Linked DNA regions of Homo sapiens: region 1 is linked to region 2. Evidence: read pairs that join two places in POLR2A ChIA-PET (ENCODE). Cell type or tissue: OCI-LY7. All regions are shown on one strand. Each heading gives the region's core, and the rest is flanking DNA. Links, peaks and the distances in the headings are about the cores only.

Region 1 (10,007 bases), core at 2,179-6,178, 190 kb before region 2:
CCGCTTCCTTATAACTTACCTCTTCACCTAGACACTTCCAAACTCAACTTCCCACAACACCTCCCTCCCCTTGCTCTCAAATTCTGGCTCGTTTTTTATGTGTATCCCACAATGATTTACAACCCTGAAACTAACCCAGGGAAACCACTGGATTTCTCAGACCTGCCCTCTCCTCCAGGCAATAATACCAGCTACCATTTTTCTGACCATCTATAGGATGGCAGCTGGTGACTTATCCCTAATCTTCCTAGGTCTGGTCCTGTTGTCCAAATGAGCAAGCAGAGGAACAGAGAGGCAAGGTAGCTAGCCTAAAGTCACACAGCAAGCAAGCAGCAGGGCCAAGAAGTTAGCTAAGGTCTGACTGCAAAGCTACGCCTTTCCCCCTGCACCATCGAGTTCCTCGACGATCAACTATACGCAGAGATGGGACTGAAAGGTGGCTTCTCCAGCTAGCATACATATTACCAGTCTTTCTCTGTATCTCTGTCAGTCTATCTCCCAGTAAAAATCCAAACACCAATCATGTCAATAGGGCTAGATTTGCAAGTGGCTGTCCCCAGCCCTTTACCCCAAACAGGGAGGACTCTTCCTCAGGAGATTTGCATGTATCACAAACCCTAACACCAAAATGCAACTTTTAAAGCAGCAAGCTTATTCCTCACGTGTTTCCATCCCCCTCCCATGTGGCTCACCCCCTTGTTATTTCTGGGCACAGGTGTGTCTCCCCCACAAGCTGTAAATTTCTTTAAACATTTTGTTGTTGTTGTTGTTGTTGAAAGGGCGAAGAAGTCCACAGGAAAGGAAAAGGAAAAACCACAGAACCATCCCCAGGAGAAATGTGCACACACAAAACACGCCCTCACACCTCTGCAATTCTTCATGCAACAGGAGAGCTTCACAGGGCACAAGTGAAGAATCACGATTCTGTTTCCCTCTTGCACCCTCTATTCTGTGTCTGTACACAGTAAGTGCTGAATAATTTTATGAAGGATCAATGCCACTACTTCTCTCTCCTCCTCCTTCCACCACCATCTTTGGTCAGAAAGAATGTAGCTGTTTACTTTATCACACTTTCTATGAGGCGCTTCCCTGGCTCTCAGATTTCTAAGTTCTCTGTACCATCCTCCCTCTGTGAAGTTCCATCACCTTCCTGTTCTATGTCGTCCATACCCTGTTCCCAGAGGCTTGCCCCTGCCTCTCTCTAGTCCCCCATGAATTTTGCCAGTTCTTTATTGACAGGCAGCCCTATACTACTGGCAGGGACCTTACAGTCCTCCCCTCATCTCACAGATGGAGATCACCAGGACTTGCTCTGTAATTGCACAAGGTTGCCCTGTTTTCTGACAGAGGGAGACCCAATCCCAGGAATCTTGACCCAGTTAGTTCAGCCTTCCTAACCCTCCCTATACAACCTCTGCCCAGCAATCTGCTGCCTCCTCCCTGGAAAGCAAAAGCACTAGTGGCCTTGTGTGATCCTGGCCTCTCAGATTTTCAGCTCTGGCAGGACTCTTCCAGACCATGAAGCAAGGACCTTTGTGCAAGCTAGAAAAAGGCACCCTCTCTGGTCAGATGCAGCACAGGGGGCGCACAGTTTGGCAAGCAGAGTGCCAGCTTGATCTGACCCCTCGGCCAGCAATCCTGCACAGGGCCCTTCCGCACACACATTCCTGTCAGCTCTGATGGAGAGGTGCACCTCGGCTGGCTTATCTCGGAAGGACTGAAGCATCATCCCAGTCACATCAGTTCTCTCCAGGTCTCTGTTTGACCCGCTCACAGATAGAAACAGGTATACATTTGACCCACTCACAGATGGAAACAGGTATACCCGCATTCACAGCAGCATTATTCACAATGCCCAAATGATTGGATAAATAAAATGTCAAATATACATACGATGAGATATTATTTAACCTTTGAAAGGAAGGAAATTCTGGTACATGCTACAACATCGATTAACCTTGGAAACATTACGCTCAGTGAAAGAAACGAGTCGCAAAAGGACACACACTGCATGAATCCCCTTATATGAGGGGAATAGATGATTAGAATAGGTGACTTCATAGGAACAGAAAGTAGAATAGAGAACGTAGAACAGGTACCAAGGCTGAGGGGAGGCAGGAATGGGGAATTATTGTTTAATGGGTTTAGAGTTTCTGTTTGGGATGATAGAAAAGTTCTGGAAATGCATAGTGGCAATGGTTGCACAACACTGTGAATGTCCTTAGTAACGCTGAATTATACACTCTAAACTGGTTAAAGTATTAAAATTTTAAGTTACATATATTTTTAAAAGTTTAAAAATTAAATGTAGGCTACATGCAGTGACTCACGCCTGTAATCCCAGCACTCTGGGAGGCCGAGGCGTGTAGATCACCTGACTGAGGTCAGGAGCTTGAGACCAGCCTGGCCAACATGGTGAAACCCCATCTCTACTAAAAATACAACCATTAGGCTGGGCGTGGTGGCAGGTGCCTATAATCCCAGCTACTTCGGAGGCTGAGGCAGGAGAATCACTTGAACCCGGGAGGCGGAGGTTGCAGTGAGCAGAGATCGCACCATTACACTCCAGCCTGGGTGACAGAGCAAGACTCGGTCTCAAAAAACAAACAAACAAAAAACAACAAACAAACAAAAAAAACAAAAAAAGCCCCACAAAAATGAGCTGGGCGTGGTGGTGGGCGCCTGTAATCCCAGTTACTCGGGAGGCTGAGGCAGGAGAATTCCTTGAACCTGGGAGGCGGAGGTTGCAGCGAGCAGAGATTGCACCACTGCACTCCAGCCTGGGCAACAGAGCGAGACTCTGTCTCAAAAAACAAAACAAAACAAAACAAAACAAAAACAAATTAAATGTGCTCTATATTGTGGCTTTAACAAAAAGGGCGGGCGGTAGGGAACAACAGCACCTGGCTGTACCTCTCTCTGAAAAGATGAGGATTCATAATACTTCCCACAAGCGCTTGATGCACCAGGAGCAGCACCTCATTTCCCGGGGCCCGACACCTCCACAGGGGCCTAACATCTGTGGACACGCGGCGGTCTAAGCACCGACTGGCTGAAAGGTGCCACATCGATTTAAACATCCCCTTCATCCTGGCCGTTCCCTCCACCCCCAGAGCCCATCTCTGCAGGCAGGCAGTTTTCCCTATAAGGCCGCGGCAGCCAGGCCCATTCTTGGTAGGCGTAAACTGCCATCCTGCTATAAATCCTTTCCCACAAAGCACTGGAGACTGGTCCTCTCACTGTGCCAAGAAGTCTTTTTCTGACCATCTGTAATCCATTCAAAGGCAACCGGCAGGAAATGGCGGCAAGGAAAACCCCTGCAAAATGCAACTGGTGGGACCACCTCTCCTCCCGCTAGTGGCCAGAAACAGGAAGTGGGCCTTTCTTGGGACACACAACATCTGTGGGAGTTCTGGAGGCTGCTGAGCGTCTGTCAGGGGCTGAACGGCTCGAGACAGATGCTCACAAAATTTGGTAAGAAAAGCATGCTGTATTGGGTTTGAAAATTAGCTCTGAAAAAAAAAAAAAAAAAAGCATTTGAAAAACCAAAACAAACCCCAGACCCTTATAGAGGAAAAAAAAAAAAACACAAAACACAAAAACCCCATCATATGAAAACTAACCTCAAAATTGCTTTCTTCTGATTTCTATGGACAATTAGACCATAATTTCAAGCAGTTCAAATCCTTCTTAGTGAGGCTCCCCCTCCAATCTGGTATTGTCAGCTGCTGCTGCTTAATAGTGACAGCTTCATTTTTGGCACTAAAAGCTGAAGCCCTCAAAGCTTTGCAGTTGTAAGCTGGGGCCAGCTTGTAAAGGCTCACAAGAGCTGATTGTTAAATTCTCAGGAATGTGGTGAGCCAATTATTAAATTATTAAAAGTTATATGACATAAGCTTACAATTGAATATAAAACTCATCATTTCCAATTTATCTTGCTACATTTCACTTATTATCTATGCTTTGAGTATGGGTTGGGAACTTTCTCTTTTCTTCTTCTTCTTTTTTTTTTTTTTTGAGATGGAGTCTCACCCTGTCACCAGGCTGGAGTGCAGTGGTGTGATCTTGGCTCACTGCAACCTCCACCTCCCAGGTTCAGGTGATTCTCCTGCCTCAGCCTCCCAAGTAGCTGGAACTACAGGTGTGCGCCACCACGCCCAGCTAATTTTTGTATTTTTAGTACAGATGGGGTTTCACCCTGTTGGCCAGGATGGTCTTGATCTCTTGGCCTCGTGATCCGTCCGCCTCGGCCTCCCAAAGTGCTGGGATCACAGGCGTGAGCCACTGTGGGTAGTAAAAATTTTAGGCTTTGTCTCAACTACTCCATGCAGGCATTGTAGTGCAAAAGCTAGCACAGACAATACATTAAAAAATGAGTGTGGCTATGTTCCAATAAAACTTTATTAAAAACAGGCAGCCCATGGGCCACACGTTGCTTAATCCTGCTCTCAAAGTCATTTACCATCTAATGTATCTGTATGGAGGATATCCTACGTAACAGTGTGCTGATGCATATCTCTTCCCAACTCTGAGTTCTGTGATATCACATTGACAGCTTGAAATGCAGTGGTAGGAGAGTTTACACCATGGAAATCATCACATACTACAAATCAGGGCATGATTTATTATTTTTTTGATTATCAAAATTTAAGAAAGTGATGGAGAAAATTTTAATGATGTAAGTTAAATTAAAAGAATAGTCAACCCTCTGAATCTGTGAGTTCCACATCTGCAGTTTCAACTTAATTGCAGATCAAAAATATGTGGAAGAAAAAGAAAAGATGCCTGAGTCTATACTGAACATGTACAGACCTTTTCCTCTTGTCATTATCCCCTAAACAATTCAGAATGACAACTATTTACACAGCATTTACATTGTATTAGGTATTATAAGTAATCTAGAGATTATTTAAAGTCTATGAAAAAACTGTATAAGTTATATGTAAATACTACACCATTTCATATAAGGGATAAGAATCCAAGGATTTGGGGTCTCAGAACCAATCCTTCGATATCAAGGGACAGCTGTATATCATGTCTCTAGCTTTATTGTGAATACTACAAAACAATGAGGACATATTCTTTTAGTACTTGAAAACCATTATTCAGTTCAGCAAGAAAGTCACGTCACTAACAATCAAGTGAAGTTTTAACATTTATCTTTGTTCTTTCCCTTTCAACTTACTCACTGACTTAAATGAAAATATCAACCAATACTTATGTGGGGTTTACACCTGTTTGTCAATTTAAACCTTAGGAAGGTTGGGGATATAAGAATTTGGCAGAAGTCAACCAAAGCATTTGGTAAGAATCTATAGACTATATGAAATCTACAAAAAAGAATTTAGGCTGGGCATAGTGGCTCAGGCCTGTAATCCCAGCACTTTGGGAGGCTGAGGCGGGTCGATCACCTGAGGTCAGGAGTTCAAGACCAGCCTGGCCAACATGGTGAAACCCTGTTTCTATTAAAAATACAAAAATTAGCGGGGCATGGTGGCAGGAGCCTGTAATTCCAGATACTCGGGAGGCTGAGGCAGGAGAATCGCTGGAACTTGGGAGGTGGAGACTGCAGTGAGCCGAGATAGTGCCATTGCACTCCAGCCTGGGCAACAAGAGTGAGACTCAGTCTCAAAAAAAAAAAAAAAAAGAATTTAAATATTTTATTCTTTATAAAGCATATGCTAAACAGCTTTTTTAAATCAGTAAAATGTATAATAAACATATATTTCCATATGCACTAACTTTTTTAGATAGCAGATTGTTAAACATTTACTAGCACAACACTGATTCTAATAGAAAAGAACTTACAAATTAATTGGTCAGCAGCACCCAAAAAGTGTGTGTGTATGTGTGTGTGTGTGTGTGTGAGACAGAGAGAGAGAGAGAGAAAATAACTCTCCCTCCAGCACCCTGAATGGAGAAAGCAAAACAAACACTAACACTACCAAAGAAAACAGAAGGCTGTTTTCTGAAAACTCTACTTCAAAAAAAGACGGCATGGAGTTAGGCACTGAGTGTGTCTACAACTGGAATAAATTATGAACTGTTTCTCTTTGGTATTAATGGAGTTTCACCATAATTTCTTTTTCTAAAAGCAACCTCTTGAGGAACTCATAGCCCTCAAAGCCTTTGCTTAAGCTCTTCCTTCCCTGTACAATGCCCTGAATGTCCAAATCCTAGCTGCTGTGTTGCCTCTGCACGAGGTGTCCATTCATTCATTCTTTCATTCATTTTTCAAACATTAACTTGACTCCTACTAACTATCCTTTACTGTGGCCCATGTAAAACCACAAACCAAACAGCCTCTACCTTTAAGTCAAAGGTCTGAGACCCAGGTTAAAGGTCTGGCTGACCATAGACTGAGATATCTTCCTTCCCTGGGCTCTAAGGCATTCTAATCACATTTCATTTTCTAAGCAACATCAGAGTTCCCAGGTGCTGCAAGTGAGTTCCTAGAGGGCAGGGCCACTGTTCCACCTTCACATTCCACACAGAGCCCAGCCCAGGGCCTTCCACCTCCTGGACAACTGGTCACTTTCTACGCAGTCAGCAATGCAGGAAGCACAGCTCTGGCTTCTGACTTGCAGAGCATCACTCATCATGACTTCCCATTTAACTTCAGTGGTTCACCAGACCCAGGCTAAATACTGTGCTCCCTCTGAAAGGTGGGAGAAGGATTATTTTAAGTATAATTATCTTCTTCCTTCCCCAGGTTAAAGTAGAGGGTCACTTGACTGTGTGGGATAATATTTCTCAATGTTTTTAAACTCATGCTCTACCAAGATTGGATCACACTTTACTTCCTGAGGTTTGTACTACAAAGCTCACTTTCTCTCTAAGACTTCCCACTGATTGTGGTTTTCACACTATACAAGCATCTTCTTGAAATTCTAGTGTACCCAGTCCTAAACCTTGTTCCTCCTTAGCTTAAGAATCACAGGCCATCACCTTCACCTTCAAGATTAGGCTACAGGGGGAAAAAAAAAAGAATCATAGGCTGGTGCAGTGTTCATGCCTGTAATCCCAGCACTTTGGGAGGCTGAGGCAGGAGGATTGCTTAGGCCCAGGAGTTGGAGACCAGCCTGGGCAACATAGCAAGATCCTGTCTCTACAAAAAATAAAAAGTTGGTGTGGTGTGGTAGTATGTGCCTGTAGCCCCAGTTACTCGGAAGGCTGAGGTGGGAGCATCGCTTGAATCAAGGAGGTCAAGGCTGCAGTGAGCTATGATCATGCCACTGCACTTCAGCCTGGGCAACAGAATGAGACTCTGTCTCTCAAAAAATGAAAATGAAATAAAATAAAAGAATCATCAGTGTTCAACTACTTACTATGAGCACTGATAATTAAAGAGAAAAACTTAACTCTGCCCTTTTAGGAGGAATTTAATAGTTCATCCCCTGTTGATGGGAAAGATGTCTTCTATATTGAAGAATGTCAACCAATAAAAGCAGATCAGAATGACAGAATTTGAAAATGACCATCCTACAATCCCCAAAGAAATAACTGATCCAGGCAAGGGTCATCAATGAATGCCCAGAGGATTCCACAAAATTTCCTTTTGGGGGACAGGATATTCACTGGGTGTCAAAGCATTACCCACAGAATGACATGCTAATTGCAGAAGGAAAATACAACGTTTGCAATGGGCAGCAGTGGTCACCACCTTACGAAGTCATCCATATCTAATAATAGGGCACCCTGATATCTTGTAACCCCTGGATGGGATGCTTAATGAAGCACTCAGAATCACCTGGGACACATTTGCACCAAAATGTTGAGTCTGAATCCAATGATACTTAAGCTCAAACTTCCAGAACAGGAGAAAAACAGGGAATAGCAAAAACAAGGTAAGACACCACAAGGAAGTGACAAGACAGACCAGAACAGGAAGCATTTTAAATGGCAATGTTTTATATATTTATATATAAAAATATGTATACATATATATAGAAATATGTATTATACATATATTCACACACATGTGGGGGAGGGACACTGTTCTAGATTAAAAGCTACTGAAGAGATATAACAACCAAATGCAGTACATGAACCATAACAGGATCTAGTTTGAAAAATGCAGCTATAAGCTTTTGGGGGTGGGGGCATGACAGGTGAATTTTGAACGAGAACTGGGTATCAGATATGAGTATGGAATTACCATTAGTTTTCTAAGTGTGATACTGGTATTATGATTAGGCCAGAGAATGCCTCTAATTTTAGGAGATGCATGCTGAAGTATTTAGGGGTGTCATGCTGTCTGTGACTTACCAAATAGTTCAGCAAAAACATACATACATATTTATGTATGATGAGGCTCTGAGAATTTAAGTGAACAGCTCAAGGTAGCACAATCAAGATGTGGAAAAATGATAAATATTTAAAGGTGAAGTGTCGTGATGTCTATAACTTATTTTCAAATGCTACAGAAATATAAATATATATATATACACATACATATACATATACACACACACAGTCGCATAATGACACTTTGGTCAACAACAGGCCCATACTCAGTGGTCTCATAAGAGTATATAATACCATATTTTTTACTGTACCTTTTCTATGTTTCAATCTGTTTAGAGACACAAATGCTTACCATTGTGTTACAACAATTACCTACAGTATTCAGTACAGCAACATGCTGTACAGGTTTGTAGCCTAGGAGCAATAGGTTATACCAATGGGAATATCATAGAGTGAACTTACACAAACCTAGATGGCATAGCCTATTGCACACCTACAAAATCACCTAATGACATAACTCTCAGAACATATCCCCATCATTAAGGAATGCATGACTGTATATTTCTTTTTCTTTCTTTCTTTTTTTTTTTTTTTTTTGAGACAGAGTCTCGCTCTGTTGGCCAGGCTAGAGTGCAGTGGCACGATCTCAGCTCACTCCAACCTCTGCCTCCTGGGCTCAAGCATTTCTCCCACCTCGGCCTCCCAAGTAGCTGGGGTTACAGGTGTGTGTGACCATGCCTGGCTAATTTTTGTATTTTTAGTAGAGATGGGGTTTCACCATGTTGGCCAGGCTGGTCTCGAACTCCTGACTCCGGGTAATCCACCCGCCTTGGCCTCCAAAGGCTGGGATTACAGGCATGAGTCACGATGCCTGGCCTGTATATTTCTTTATAAGACATATATACAGATAGATCTTTATATGTAAATATATATATATATATATACATATATATATATATATATATGAAAACAAGACAAAATGTGAACTAATGTTTAATTCTATAGGTGATCATGGTACCGTTATTTCAACCTTTTTATACATGTGAAAAATTTTAACACTGAGCTGCAAGGGCAAAAAAGAGAATGGTGCAGAGTGGGGGTTACTACTGAATATTAAATGAAAAACTTTAGGTGCTCAAAGATGTCTGTGACTCTGCACCCCAGCGGTAGCATTTTTTCATGGAATTTTCTCTGCTGACCTAGGATGCTGGAGCTAATGTCCTAAGGTGAGCTGTGTTTTGCATTGTAGCTCCAGCTATCCACTTGAACAGAAACTTTAGGAGTCCTTCCAGTTCTTAGAATCTTGACAACTTCAAAATATCAGATGGTGAATCAAAAAACCTCATAGGCCATCTCCAGACTGACTTTTTAAAAATGAAAATACAAATGGGAACTGTTGTTTCATGGGTATGAAGTTTCAATTTTGTAAGGTGAAAAGAGTTATGAAGATTGGCTACACAATCATGTGAATGTCCTTGACACTACTGAACTTTACACTTGAAAATGGTTAAGATGGTATAGTATTTTACCACAATTTTCTTAAAAAAAGAAAAAGACAATACAGGTATTTCAAAAACAAGATGCTTAGTCGAACTATAACACTGCTGGTTGAAAGATAACTTAGGAAAGAAAAGGGGATGATATGATCGCTTTTCCTCCACCTTGCCTCCAGAAGATTCTAATGCAGCTATGATGACAAGACACATGTGGACCATGGGAAGAGTCTGCAGCAGTGCAAGGAGGTGCGAGATTTGGGGGCA
Region 2 (10,007 bases), core at 3,244-7,243:
GAACTCAGTTACTCAGACTCCTCTGCAGCTAGGACACAGGCATGTGACATAGGCTCTGTGGATTGGATGCAGTATGATGAGATTTCAGTCTGGAAGAGTGAAAAGCCAGGGAGAAGCTGCTGCATGGAATTGTTCTTGGTGATGGGGCGGAACATGGTGGAGGGACATGGAACCCCAGAGGCAGCAGAGACAGAGATGATAATAGTAACATGCACCAAAGGCAGTGGGATCAAGCCTGTGACCAGACAGGTGAGGATTTGGGTATTGTTTGTGGCTGCAGAGTGCCAACCCCTATTTCTCCGACCTTGCTGGAGAGTCTGTGAGCCACTAATATGCGTCCATAAGTTCTTTTCTGTTTAAACAAATCAGAGGGGATTTTGTTGTTTGTAGGTAAGAATCCTGATTGATAAAAGCCTAGTGAGGACTCAGGGAGACTGTGATCAGAAAGTCATTTAGCATGCAAGGCATCTGTAAGAGGTTAATGTCAGGAGTTCAAGGATCTTTGCTCCGGAGAGGTTGTGCTCAACTATTTTGTTTGGGGCTGAGGCTGTTGTTACTGCCTGTTTAACATCCCTTAAGCAATAACCATTTTCTACTATTAGGTCCTGTATTCTGGTGGGGCTGACATCATGCCCTAGCTCCAGAACTGGGCATATGACCCAGGCCAGGCCAATCAGATCACAGCTTCTCCTTGGCTCTGTTAATTGGTTCAGGGATGGATACGTGTTCCAAGGTGGACCATTGAGAACTACCCCTGGGACTTGTGCTGTAGATCTAGGGAATTATTCCTTATCTGCTGATGCTGCTAAGCTGGAAGGAGGTCAGTAGGAAGCATGAAGCCAATATTGGTTACCTTGTTGAGTGTGGGAAGAGCCTGCCAACCAAAGAATAATGCCAACTGAAGGAAAGAAAAATAAGAAGAGAGAGAGAAACAATAATTCCTGATGATGTTGGGTATTTGTATGCAGCCATCATTGAAGTCTGTTCTATCCCTAGATTTTTCAGTGACATGAACCATCAGATTCCTTTGTAAGTTAATTTTGAGTTGAGTTTCTGTTACTTGAAACCAAAAGGTCCTGACTAATACAATGGCACATGTTCAAATATCAGAATTTTTGGCAAGCCTTTAGAAGAATTAAATAACATCCTTGGTTATTATAGCGTTAACTTGGTTACTCTGCAAGCCCATGTCTTTGAGAATAACTGTTATGGCCCCAACTGTGCTCTCTTCTGTCCTCACAAGACAGTTTTCACACATTCTGGGAAACTTGGTTGTGTTGGCACACACTTATCATTATACTCTACCTCTTCCCTCCGATGTGCGTGTTTGGGATTCTCCCATTCTACAAGGAGTATTCCTCTCAACATTCTGTCCAACAAGCACTGTTGTAACAATACATATCCTCAGTTGCAACAAAAGGTGCATTTTCTACCTTGAGCACAATGTGTTAGCCACCTGTGCAAGGTATGCCGCCAGCTGCTGTGGGTGTGCAGAGATATTTGGGTTCAGAACCACTGGTCCTAGGGCTCTGGCATCAATATGACTCTCTGCCTTCGCTCTTCACTCACCTCTTCTAAGTGTTTCTTCAGGACTTTTGTTCTGCTACCAGTTGGCTCATTTTCTCTTTATCTCTAAAATCAGTTTCCTGGCCAGGCATGGTGGCTCATGCCTGCAATCCCAGCACTTTGGGAGGCCAAGGCAGGAGGATCAGTTGAGGCCAGGAGCTTGTGAACAGCCTGGCCAACACAGCGAGATCATGTTTCTATAAAAAAAATTCTCTTTAGACCCTAAAATTAGTTTTCTCAGAAGGAAAGATAATTCAATGGATCTAATTGCCAATTTGAATTCTCATTTGGGCAGAGTTGGTTGAGCTGGGCCATATCAGACAATCCCACTAGTCCCTGGATAGGAGGTCTTGGGCAAGGCATCTGCCCCTGTCCAATCACAGCTGGCCAAGAGGAGGTGTGGGTCACATGGCTAAGAACAAGGCAAATGCTGAATGAGGGACAGCTTGGGGACACTTCCCTCCTTGGGGGCTGTGACTGGGCAGTTTTTCTTAGGCGAGAATGGTGTGTACGACAGCTACCATGATCGATGTGTCTGGTACATTCTCCCATCCTATAAATAATAAGAGAAAAGCAAGATGATGGCAGGGGACGGAATGATAATAATTATCGAGGACTGGCTTCACCTTCAGCACCTCACTTCTTCCTATGTCCCACTCGTCAGCTGTCTCTGGGAAAGTGATCAGCTTCCAGGAGCCAGAGGGCTCTTTGAAGGGCTGTGAGGAAAGAGGAGCTGCTCAGCATGCATTTCAATATCCTCAGCACGGAGCACATCACCCTCGCTGTGGGCCCAATGGCCTTTAGAGATGGTGAGAGTTGAGCTGTGGGCACAGAGTTGAGAGTTCAGTATTCTCAACTCCTTCTCTGAAGCCAGACAAGGACACATTTCCCCTATAGCCTCCCCCTGTAGCTGAGGGCAGGGCTGTGGATCCACATGCTGGCTCTGTCTTGTTCTTCTGAGTTTATCCTGTGGTTTGCACCAGTGTTCTACGGCAACTCCAGAACCCTCAGCTTCAAGCCAAAGTGTTTTCCAAATAACCAGAAGAGTCCACCTGGGAGGCCTGGCTCAGGCCAGCCCCACGTACGAGGGTTGGCAGCTCTGACATTAATTAACCGTGTGGCCTTTTAGTGAACTGAAAGACACTGGAACACTGCTTTTCTTAATAAAATAAAATCTTTAACCACCAGGGTTGACAGTAGGAGGAAATCTGATAGGGGTGGGGCTGTACTAGAAGTCTCCCTTGCCTGGTTTGAATGTTCTGGCCTTGTCCCTGGTTGGGACAGCGTATTAAGCTGGGGCAGCTACATCTTCCCCTGGGCTGACTTCTGCCAAAGCCTAGAACGTTGTCACTAAAGTTTAATTCCTTTTTGTATTTAAAGGCTCCTGGAGTCCTAGAGATGCAACTCTGCAAACCTTAGCAGTTTGTTTCTCCTAAGTTGTAGGGTCTTTGCTTAGGGTTGATTTATTTAATCCATCAGGTTCTGGTGATTTATTTGATTTTCTGTGCCAAATGAGTGTCTCGAGACAAAAAAGTGGTCTCTAGACTAAGTGAACAACACCAAGGTGACCTGTTCCCACTTTGGAGAAGACACAGCTTAATGGTTAAGAGTGTAGACTTTGATACTTGATGCCCTCGGGCTCAAATTTTGGCTCTGCAATTACGAACAGCGTGACCTTGAGTAAATTATTGAATAGGTTGGAGCTGTGTTTCCTACTGTGTAAAATGGGGTTGATGATGCCATAAGTCTGCCCCATAGCGGCATGTGTACATTAAGTGAGATCACGTGCACAGTAAGCACTCAGGAAAGACTCACTGTTTTTTCCAGCTAGGTGGAATTTCTCTGGGGAGCTATCAGATTTTTTTCCTAGAGACCTGCTGGGTGGCCCACACTTTGGAGCCCTTCCAGGTGGGGGTAGCAGAAACATCATAGGGGGGCATCATGGGTTTTCCCTCCCAGCTCTATTCCTTCTGCCTCTCGGTGCTTCAGGCCAACTGTTACTAGTTGCAGAGAGACGGCCAAGGCAACAGCAGGCTTGGAAGGTGCAAGCCTGGACTGGTCGTTCACTGAGTGGAAGGTGTTTGGAATGCAGAGGGGCATGAATGAGCCACCACTCTTTAGTTGGGGTTTTCATTAAGGACATGTTGCTGTTTGATGCCACTGGGCACAGGACTTTCAGAGCAGGGGATGGGCATAGGGGAGGAGTCCCCACTTCTGGCCATTCACCCTGGTCTTTGAACATAACCTGGCTCTGAGAAAGTGGCTCGACAGTACAGGCCCCCAAGCCCAGGATTTGGGAGACCTAATCTGGGCTCAGCCAGGCTTCTGTTAAGTCATTGATCTAAGGAGCTGGCAAATCCCTTAGGAGAGTATCTGGAATTGATGGCCCAGGCAAATCCAGGCTCTGCCTCTCAGTTTTGCATATACCTTATCGAATTTAATCCTTGTAACTATTCTGAGTTGCACAGTTTAGAGAGGAGGAAAGTCCCCATGGAGTTTTAAATCTGGAAGAACTTTGAGGTCTTCTGCTTTACCCTCTTGTTATGCAGATGAAAAAAGGAAAGCCCAGCAAGGGTGAGGTCACTCAGCTAATTAGGAGCAGAGCTAGAGCCAGATCTGGAACCTTGTTCTTTTAGCCGTGCACACTGTAGCTAATGCAGGCGGACCCTGTGCTCTCTTGAAAGGCAACTGCACTGCAGGCCCCATGTGTAGATTTAGGCTGCTTTGTGCCTCAACCCACATCCCCATCACCAGTGCAGCTTCAGGAATGGTCCTTGGTGGGGCAGAGGGGATAAAACCAGCCTGACTGACAGCTCCAGCTTTCAGCTACCCGAAGGAGTCTCTTCGAGTCCTTGCCAAGACCCAAACTGGGAATCTCAGACTTCGGACAAGAATTCTCCAACTGTGGGGATGAGTGCACCTAGGCTAAGCCAAGCACTCCTTGGCCTGTCTTGCGTTACCCAGAATTCCTGAAAGTGCTGGGACTTGGCTAGGTGGAATTTGAAAGTCTGACCTCTGGTTCTAACCTGTTAAAATAGTTGAGCACAGACTGTTTTCCCAGCACTGGGCTGCCTGTGTACCACCTGAAGTCGGGGGTAGAGGCCTTTGCACAGTGTCTGGCAGGTGCTCCATAGGAAGGGAGGGGAAACTCGAAGCAGGGGCAGGTCCCAAGGAAGACGGGGTGGCATTTTCACAAGAAAATCCCCCAGAAAGGGCGGCCGCCCCATGCTCTCCCCCATGGCATTGTGCCAGGCTGGCTATGCTGTGGCTTCCCTTTGGGTTCCCCTGGGTGGAAGGGTGCTCACTGAGGTGCCTTTTGGGTGACGTTGCCCATGCAAACACATTTCCCCAGAAACACATCTGCTCAACTGCACTAAAAATGGCATCTTGATTGACTTATTTAGCGTCCATTAAGTTCATACTCAAATTAACATGCAGAATGGGAGACAGGAGGGGTTACAACACCCGTAAGGGGTTAGAGAGGCATTTAAAATGGATGAAGATCTGTGTACCAGATGTTTGTTTCACCTAAATAAAACAAAATAATAAAACAGAACAAAACACTGCACCAAAAACGTTCTTTCTGGGAGCAGGGAGAGAAAGTTCCATGTCTCTCATCCCTTTTTCGGGCTTCACCCCAAGGTCACAGGTCCCTGCTGGTGTAGTGGTGGCCTGTAGATAGGCAGGGAGCCCCATTTCATTGTTGGAGTTACACAGGAGTGACTGTGGCAATCAGCACACAACAGACTCTTCAAAATCGTGAACAACTGGGGGGACCTTGCACATGGAGGGCCCACTGTTGAAAGAGCTGTGCTGCGGCTGGCCTCAATGCTGGGGAGCATGTGGCTCTCCTTGGGTCAGCAGAGCAAAGGTAGGGGCATCCAAGAGGGACCCTGGGAGCTCCTTGCATTGCTTGGACCATGAGCCAGCTGGGGCCTGGCTGCTTCCCAGCAAGAGGGCGCCCACGTTCCCTTTTCTGTGGGGCTGGAGGATTCCTCTTCACCCTCCCCATCCCTCTTCCATGCAGGAAGCATTGCAACATCTAGACAATGTCTGTATTAACTCCTCTGCCTGGAGCCAAGTAGCCTGTGTGGTCCTGCAGCAGAATACAGGCCCGTGCTGTCGGCCCAGCTCACCCCCACCCAGGAATGATTATGGAATGGGGGATGCACACTTGCTTCACCCTTCTTGCTCTCCTTTAGCTCCGTGAGTGCCCTACCCCCAAAGCATATTGCTTTACCGGTGCTGTGTGAGATTATAGAATTCTCAAACCTGGTTCATGACAGGGGGAAGCCCAGAATGGGCCTGCCTGGCAGGACACCGGGATGAGGTGTCTGGTTCCTCCCTGGGAGCTGCCCATGTGACGTGGATCAGAGGCCCTTCTGGAACCACCACCTCTAGGACAGTAAACTGTCGGTGACTGTAAGTAGCACCCGTAATGCCACCATCAGCCCCAGAGGCACAAAGCCGAGACAGAGCAGGAGTCTTGAAGGGGAGAACATTCATGGAGGAGGACTTCTGCGGGAAAAGGGGCTAGATCTGCCTTTGCCACTGCTCCCAAGACAGTCCTTCTCATTTTTCCCTGGTAATAGCTGCTCCCAGCCCAGCCCTCCCCCACATGGCACCTCAGCTCTCAGTCCGGCACTGCCTGCTTTACTGCTTTCCAAGTCCCATGGAAATGAATCATTCTGCTGGCTTGCTGGAGTGCACTTTCCTATCTTTCAGAAGCCAGTGGCCTTCGAGAATAACTGGCATTTCTCAGTCTGTGATAGAGATGTCCCTCTGTTCACGCCAAGGTGAGCTCTTCCAAGCATGTGCACGCAGCTCATGTGCCTGGGGAAATAAGCACTTTGCTACCTGGCAAAGCAGTGGGGAGGAGAATACTTTGCCTGGAAACCTGACCAGACCCTTAATGAATGTTATGTGTAAGCTTAGGCTGGGCAGTGTAGTTGGGAGAACAGGGAATGAGTTTCAGTTCCACAATTGTGCTCTGCTCCCTCACATCTCAGGGCCTTTTTACCTACAACCCTGCTGTCTAGGATTCAGCCATTCATTCCTTCAACACACGCTTGTTGAGTACCTCTTATACTGCAGGCTTACACTCTCATCTGCAAGGTGCTGAGTGAACAAGACACAGGCAATGGGGGTGCAGACAATGAAGGTGAGGTGTGGCTTGTCCCTTCTTCATCTTTTACTGGTGTCCTGTCTGTGGCGGTCACTATGAGGGCATCTGAACAGTGGTCTTGAGGCAGGAATTTTTACGCCTTAGCTCAGCGAGATCTGGGTTCTTGTCTCACGACCAGGAAAAATTAGGCACATGGACATCAAAGAGTGAGTGGAATAGAATTTATGAAGCAAAAAGGGAAGCTCTCAGCAAAAAGAGGGGTCCTGAAAGCAGGTTACTGGCTGGCCCCCTTCATAGTTGAATACAAGGGGCTTCTATAATCCACTGATGGGGCTGGTTTCCCTATTTGTATGTGGCGTGAATTCCTGGCACCCCCATCCTTCTAGTGCACATGCGGGCCCTTAGTCTGAGCCACTCCACATTGATTTATTTCCCTTATTGCGCGTGTGTTAAGGGACAGAAGTTTTCACTGCGAGCATGTTTAGGCAAGCCACCTGTGCACAATGACCTTGGCCGGTGGGAAGTTCTCTGGGGGCCCTCCCCTATCTGCCTAGGAGAGTGCTCTGTCTCCTGCCTCTGTCAGTCTCAGGGTTGATCAGCAGAGAATCCCATAGGGGTATAGGGGTAGAGAGAGAAAGGGGAGACTCGGGGCAATTCAGGAGGGCTGGAAGTGCAAACTCTCTCTTTCCTGATATTAATCAGACCAGGGCTTCACAAACTTTTGACCATGATCTATTACAATAAATATGTTTTACATTACAACACAATATAACATAGCTATATGAACATATACACAGGAAAATACACACCTGGCAAAATGTTATGAGACATTACCAACCTTTATTGTGTGTGAGGAACTGTGATATCTTTTTATTCTATTCTATTTGTTCTATTCTATCCAAAATGATGTTCATGAATTTTGCAGCCCACTAGTGGATGGCAAATGTCATTTTGAAAAACACTGAAGGGCCAGGCGTGGTGGCTCACACTTGTAATCCCAGCACTTTGGGAGACCGAGATAGGTGGATCACTTGAGGCCAGGAGTTCAAGACCAGCCTGGCCAACATGGCAAAATCTCGTCTCTACTAAAAATACAAAAATTAGGTGGGCATTGCACACCTGTAACCCCAACTACTCGGGAGGCTGAAGCAGGAGAATCGCTTGAACCCGAGAGGTGGAGTTTGCAGTGAGCTGAGATCGTGCCACTATCCTCCAGCCTGAGTGACAAAAGTGCATCTCCATCTCAAAAAAAAAAGAAAAGAAAAACACTGAAAGTAAAAAAGGGAAGACAGCTAACACTGCAGGAAAAAGTTACAATCAAATCTTATTTTGAATGCATTCAGGGAACCCTCTATTTAGATCACCAAGGTAAATTCTTCTGTAAATCAAATCAATCTATTCTTAATTTGTATTTAAGAAGACCAAGCCTTCTACTTTGGGGCTTGTTTAAAGCAAAATCCACCTTACTTGCCAAGTCAGGTCTGTAGCCATTTTTGCATGGTCCGTGAACTAAGAATGATTTTAAATGAAAAAAAAATCAAAAGAATAATTTCACAATACATGAAAATTATATAAATTCAGATTTCAGTGTGTCTATTCATTGGATCACAGACATTCGTTTGCATATTTTCTATGGCTGTTTTTGCATTAGAGGAGAGTTGAGTCTCTGTTTTAGAGGCTAAATGGTCTGCAAAACCTAAAATGTTTACTGTCCAGCCTTTACAGAGTTTGCCAACCTCTGGGTTAAAGTGTGGTATTTCTTATGCTGAGGTTGGAGTGACCCCCAAATAAATGGTTTTGCTGGTGAGGAGCCTTCAAAGGGCTGGCTGAATGAGAATGCCTGGCCTTCCAGAGCCTTCTTTGGCCAGCAGGAGCATCTGTGTGATGCCACTGTGCAGTGAACTCATCTTAACCGCATGAATGGGCGAGCAGCTGTCCAGCAGCTGCCCAGAGACCCAGACCGGCTCTCAGGTACTGTGTGGCCTGGCTGAGGGCATCTGGGGGCGGGGCAGGGGCTCAGTGGGTGCAGCCCTTGAAAAATTCACCAGAATTAGACTCTGATGTCTCCATTTGATCTTTTCTTCCCTCCTTGTCTTGCCTTTTCAAAAGGCGACTCTTTTCTGTGGCCTTTTCTTCTTTCTTTTGGCTTATATGATCCCTGCATCATTATTTCCCAAAAAAGAATGTGGCAAAGTAACTTTTTGAAATATTAATGAACCCCCTTTTTCCTTTTTTCCCCTCCCTCCCTCTCTCTCTCCCTTGTTTCCTTCCTTCCTTCCCTCCCTCCCTCCTTCCCTCCCTCCCTCCTTCCCTTCTTTCTGGCAAGGTCTTGCTCTGTCACCCAGGCAGGAGTACAGTGGTGCAATCACAACTCATTGCAGTCTCGATCTCCCAGGCTCAAGTGATCTTCCTGCCTCATTTTAAATTTTTCTGTAGAGACAAGGTCTCAATATGTTGCCCAGGCTGGTCTCAAACTCCTGGGCTCAAGTGATCCTCCCACCTTGGCCTCCCAAAATGCTGAGATTACAGGTGTGAGCCACTGTGCCTGGCCCGTCTTTTTTTTATTTTACCTCTCCTTTCCTCAAACTCTCTGCCTCCTCAGTGAAGCAGCTAGGCTGTTCTGTCCTCCTGTTTCAGGGGAGTAAGGGGTTGGGCAGGGAGTTTTTCTGTCTTAACTTCAGGGAGGCCTGAGAATTCTCAGCAGAAATTGTTTCAGCGAACATCAAAATAGAGCAAGACTTCTCCCACCTCCTTGAGGTGGGTAGGGAAGCAGAGAGGGATGCTCAGTGCAGAGGAATCAGTGAGTGAGGGGAAAAGACATAGCATCTGAAGACACAGAGGCCAGCACTCAGGACCTCCATCAGAGGACCACGTGAAAGGCAGGTTCAAGTCCACCTTGACCACTCAGCCTCCATTGCAGTCGGTGGCATCTAGTGCCACTGGCTGGCCTTCCTTCACTGTGGTGGGGATTTCTTTCTGCAGCAGCCAGTACTTCCTTGGTGACTCCATACAGAGCATGACACCGTCCCAGCCTCCAGCTTTGGTTCTTTCCCCATCTGACATGCCCTAGGAATTCACTGCCTTTGCAGTTTCACTGGATCTGAGTTAATCCAAGAGATAGACAAAGGGGTATTGAGTGAACAAGATGACCAGCACATCCTAGGTTCCCAGAGTTCCCAAAGCTGGGTTGAGACCTCACAGGCCGGGCTGGTGGTAATGCCCAGGGTGTGTGTGTGTGTGTGTGTGTGTTCGTTCCTTGGCACTCACATATGTTTGTGTGTCTGTGAGGCTGTGTGATGGGATCTGGGAACTGGTG

The links. Peaks named below come from ENCODE experiments on the same cell type or tissue, not always from the same donor. Only the 100,000 strongest peaks of a DNase experiment are listed, where the experiment ranks them.
Region 1: POLR2A ChIA-PET joins it to region 2 with 8 read pairs; 2 of 35 experiments call an interaction of 5 or more read pairs at or near these places.

The regions. Positions count from the first base shown.
Region 1 is chr7:105,850,957-105,860,963 of GRCh38, forward strand. All of the region lies in intron 2 of ATXN7L1 (ataxin 7 like 1), which reads right to left. Among named protein-coding and RNA genes, the nearest start is that of ATXN7L1, 21 kb to the right of the region's middle. RefSeq lists an enhancer at 2,943-3,692. In OCI-LY7, for the core only: no CTCF peak of the experiment used is centred there; no DNase peak of the experiment used is centred there.
Region 2 is chr7:106,044,685-106,054,691 of GRCh38, forward strand. No RefSeq gene overlaps it. Among named protein-coding and RNA genes, the nearest start is that of SYPL1, 63 kb to the right of the region's middle. In OCI-LY7, for the core only: CTCF peaks have their summits at 5,515 and 5,722; a DNase peak (open chromatin) is centred at 4,917; H3K4me3 peaks cover 1,029 bases.